Regions from separate parts of the Homo sapiens genome. Here region 2 is linked to region 1. Evidence: read pairs that join two places in POLR2A ChIA-PET (ENCODE). Cell type or tissue: B cell. All regions are shown on one strand. Region 1 has its middle 6.0 kb from the start of LINC01553. Region 2 overlaps CCDC6 (coiled-coil domain containing 6).

Region 1 (2,500 bases):
TTGCAGGCCTTCTTTTCCCAACTCTAGGCCTCTGCAATTCCAACAGTCTTCCCAGACTCTCCCTATTTCCTCACTGGCACACACAGGAACTTTCTAGATTCACTGCATACCATGTACAGACCATAGGGAACAAAGAGCACTACCTGCCTGTCCTATTTCTCTTCAACCCATCCACTCTAACCCTCTGCCAGAGGCTGGCAGAGTGCCTTGCATGGAGGTCTCATTCCAGTGTTTCAAAGTGGGAGTAGATCAAAACTCCCTCTGTTTTGGCTTTTTATTCAACCTAAGTAACAACCCTCTGCCATTCCGGCCAAATTCAGTTCACATGTCAGATAGCCTGCTTCCTTTACGTTTCCTTACTCTCTTGTCCATGCTTTTTAGGTGCTGATTGGGATAGGCCTTCTCCTTTATCTTCTTGTTTGCAGGAACTTCCCTTACACCATTAAGCTCCACTGCTCAACTTTGATGACAGAAAGGTTGAATCCCTACATGATAAGAAACTGCATGACTCTTGATATGAGAACTACGGGTCACTTAAGAACTAGAGTTAATTATAAATACAAATATATTTAATACTCTCTAATATTGCCCCATTATAATATTATCATTATCATCAGCATGTAGGACATGCTTATTTCTTTCTCAGTGCCCTTCGACTTTTCCTGTGATCTTGCATTGCCCACCACATTCTAGATTTTCTAGCTGATTTGCCTGTTAAAAGGCAGTAGGAAGGCAGTCCACCTGCTGTTTGCTTGGAATACAGGAAATGAACATCATACCATATGGGCTGTTTAACATCCACCCACATGGCCCCAGACACAAGCATCAGATCCTCTGGCAACTGTGGGCCAGGCACAACTGGGGTGGCTGCTTTACTTAGGAATGACATATTTTAAAAAATCTTCTTAATTAAATTTGTATCGCACTGAAACAAAATTAATTTTTGGTCTTTCTATTGACTACAAACTGACCGAGGGTCTCTCTGATTGTCCATTGTACATATAAGCCTAAAAATGAATAGTAAATGTTTATATCATTGGCAACTGCATAATTATCACTCTCACCTAGCAGTGCTGACCGTACATAGATTAAATAAAAAACTCTGAATGTGAGGCAAGGGGCTGCCACTGAGACCTTTCCTAAATGTGTACTCCTGCCTCAACTACCACACTTTGTCATTTATTTCTTTAAATCAAGACACAGTTTTTTATACCTTAATGTAAATGGGTTTGCCAAACAATTTAAAAGTTAATTTTTGTCAAGGGAAGGAAACTTAGGCTCCTATATCTCTGGGAGAATGAAGATTTATATACCAAAGGAGAGACAGGTATAGAAAAGGAAGTGTGGGGAAGCAACACAAACTTTACAGTTTATCAGAAGCAGGTGCTTAGGAGGAGTGCTATCTGGAAGAGAGGCCTACTGCATTGCCATAGCTCTGTAACAGGCCGCAAAGTGATCCCAGTTGTACAGGTCAGTTAGGGTGCTTCACCAGGTGCTTTTTCAGCTGATGTGGACCGGTATTGCCCCACAACAATTGAGAGGTGGTGGAAGCAGAGGGCCAGCATCTGCATGCTTGGGTAAACCTACCTAGTAAAGTTGAGATGGTATCTCTTGACTTCTCTTCATGGCTGCAGGCTCTCATTCTTTGAAACATGATCCCTTAATACCCAGCATGTAGCTAGCTGCAGGAATATGTCTGAATGAACTCCCTGCAGAGGCCAGGTGGGTCCTGTCAGTGCAACAATTATCAGCTGGACTTGGACACTATCTTCATATCTATCTTCATAGTTATCTATAGTAGTATATCTCCTCCCCATGTCTCTCAGATATACACAGGTATTCTCAATAAAAAGAGTCAAACGGGGAAGATATCTTAAGGAGGAGCTACTAAAAATACAAAAAATTAGCCGGGCGCGGTGGCGGGCGCCTGTAGTCCCAGCTACTCGGGAGGCTGAGGCAGGAGAATGGCGTGAACCCGGGAAGCGGAGCTTGCAGTGAGCCGAGATTGCGCCACTGCAGTCCGCAGTCCGGCCTGGGCGACAGAGCGAGACTCCGTCTCAAAAAAAAAAAAAAAAAAAAAAAAAGAGTGAACAGCAGAAAAGATCAAGGTAAGAGAGAGCTATCAATTGAGTGGAACCAGGAGTCAGAAAGAAGCTGGACAGCATCAGACCTGGAGAATTGGAATAGGCCTAGAACAGGCAACACAGGTATTGAACAATTATGGAGTGAATTCTCACAGCTGGGAGAATTTTATGAAGAGGGACCTGAATGTTTCATGGAGACTTTTCCATAGTGGAACCCTTTGAAATTAGAAAAAAAGTATGTATGTGTGTGTTTCCATAAACACATTGGTCTATGCTGTATATACGAATATACACTGGTTCTAAAGTGCTAGATATGGAAAGCCTGTTTCTTGTATGGCACTGGTAGTATCTCCTTTACGGTACTATCTGGAAACCAGTCCTTTCTGTCTTTTATGATGGAGTTTCCTCAGGGAAAA
Region 2 (2,500 bases), 82 kb before region 1:
AGCCAATTAAGCAAAAGAGGAGTTTAATGTTAAGAAAGTTGACTAAGTTTCAGGAAAAAAATAAAGGTAAGTAACATGGCAATTTGTTCTAAGTAAAAGCAACCCCTTCAAAACAAACAAAAAAATAAGATGTTCCCTGCTACAGGACCAAAAAAAGAAGGCAAGAATATAAAAAGAAAGGATTTCAGGTCGAGACAGCGACGACAATAAGCAAAAGATGACTTACTGCTGCCCAAGTGAATACAAACAAAATTTCAAAAGCACATACTCTAAAAACTGGCAACTCTACTCCTAGATTATCCTACAGATAATAAAAACCATTGCTAAGACTTGTTAAAAACATTGTTAAAAGAATGTTTCCTTTAACTTGCTTTATAGAAAGAAGGAGACTGAAAACAATCAACAGAGGAAGAGTTAAAGAGAGTGCGCCCAGTTCCCAGAATACTTTACAGCAAGCCCTTGAAAAGAATGGGGCAATTCTATACCCAGTGCTGGGGATAAAACTCATGAGATGTGTAAAGTAGAAAAAAAAAATCAAGATATAGAACAGCATGTACAATGTGCTCCCATCGCTGGGTATCCTTTTAAGAGGACAATATAGGCACACACTTGTATTTGCATAATATGTATCCAGAAAAACACTTAGGGCATAAGGTGGCCCGGTGCAGTGGGTCATGCCTATAATCCCAGCACTTTGGGAGGCCGAGGCGGGCAGATCACTTGAAGTCAGGAATTTGAGACCAGCCTGGCCAACATGGTGAAACCCCATCTCTACTAAAAATACAAAAATTAGCCAGGCATGGTGACACACGCCTGTAGTCCCAGCTGCTTGGGAGGCTGAGGAAGGAGAACTGCTTGAACCCGGGAGACAGAGGTTGCAGTGAGTTGAGATCGTGCCACCGCACTCCAGCCTGGGTGACAGAGCGAGACTCCGTAACAACAACAACAACAGAAAGAAAGGAAAGAAAGGAAGGAAGGAAGGAAGAAAAGAAAAGGAGAAAAGGAAAGAAAGGACAGAGAATACGTGTGAATCAGGGAAAGGAAGAGCGAAATCTAGTTTGGATACATTTGTTATATCTACAATACTTCCATCTTCATTCTTTTTTCAATACCCCAGCCATGTCAGGAGGTTTGCTTAACAAGCAGTAAATTATTTTGCCACATCTAGATTTTAAAACACCAAGGCTGTTGGCAAAAACACATCCTAATGAAAAACTGTAAGAGAATGGATTAAAGTACCATTTTTGCAGGTCAAATTTATTCAACTAAAGAAAGTTCTAGACTGGCATGGTCCCCCGAATTTAAAAACCTACTCCTAATTTAAAAGCACATATGCCAACATTACCCCTTGAATTAAATTCAAGGAATAATTCAAGTCTAATTCAAGAGTGGTCTAATGCAGGTCCAATTCAAGATTCAGGACTGAGAGCCCTATCAGACCTGGCCCCACCTACTTCCAGCTTCAGGCCACATCCCGATCTCACTCTGACCACAACTCGTCTTTCAGTTCCTCAAACCTGCCCTGCAGTTCTGTCGCTTTCAGGATTTTTTGCATAGCCTCTTCCCTGGGCCCAGAACATTTTTTTACCAATTCTCTTCATGGTTAACTCCAAAAAAGATATACAGGGGATTGCAGCCTACATGTCACTTCAGGGAAGCTCCGTTGGCTGCCTTAAACTGGTCTGGTTCCCCCCATCATATCCTCCAAGAAACACATCTTTTGAAGGATTTATCACAGCTTCAATTCTATAACTGTGAAATCAGTTGTCTGATGTCTATTTCCAACCCCGCCCCCCGCCCCCCCAACTAGAATATCAGCTGCCAGAGGCAGGAACTGTCTCAAAACCTCTTAGCACAATGCATAGAACAGCCTTATATACAGAATAACCTCAGAAATATTAGCAGAATGAACAAAGTTTTGTAATATATACGTTATTTGTAATATCTGTGAGATGAACAAAGAAGACCGGCCAATATGAAAGAAGATTACATTTAAGGTCTGCAGCTTTAAATCTATCTTTAAGCAGGGGAAATGGAAAATACTGCAGAGTAAAATAAAACCACCAGATAAACAGAGCCCGAAACGGACCAGGATAGAAAAATAATGCCAATTACACTTGAATCCATTTAAGCAGCAGCTTCTGGAGGAAGAAGGAGGCTACAATAATAGTATCCAAAATAAACAATTCAGTAATTGATCAACTAGTCAGAGGAAATTATCCTAATTCAAGATCTCATATGAAATATAAAGTGTTATACAGACAAGAATGAGGAAAAAAGACACCAGGAGATGTATCTAATGTGCAGTTGTGAGTTCAATTGTTTATGCAATTTAAAAGAATATCTGGCATCGCTACTTCTACACACTCTTCTGAATCTGTCTTAAATGCACTATCATTTAAACAAAAACACAAAAGCAGTCTGTCCTACTTTTTTCCAAAGAAGTAAATATACAGAAAGGTTTTACCATAAAATGTTAGCAATATTTCCTGTAGATTAT

Evidence for each region. ChIA-PET counts read pairs that join two places held together with the same protein. Peaks named below come from ENCODE experiments on the same cell type or tissue, not always from the same donor. Only the 100,000 strongest peaks of a DNase experiment are listed, where the experiment ranks them.
Region 2: POLR2A ChIA-PET joins it to region 1 with 10 read pairs; 3 of 35 experiments call an interaction of 5 or more read pairs at or near these places.

The regions. Positions count from the first base shown.
Region 1 is chr10:59,965,666-59,968,165 of GRCh38, forward strand. No RefSeq gene overlaps it. Among named protein-coding and RNA genes, the nearest start is that of LINC01553, 6.0 kb to the left of the region's middle. In B cell, no CTCF peak of the experiment used is centred here; no DNase peak of the experiment used is centred here.
Region 2 is chr10:59,884,126-59,886,625 of GRCh38, forward strand. The region is part of intron 1 of CCDC6 (coiled-coil domain containing 6); the gene reads right to left. Among named protein-coding and RNA genes, the nearest start is that of CCDC6, 21 kb to the right of the region's middle. In B cell, no CTCF peak of the experiment used is centred here; a DNase peak (open chromatin) is centred at 1,516; H3K4me3 peaks cover 1,168 bases; H3K27ac peaks cover 1,007 bases.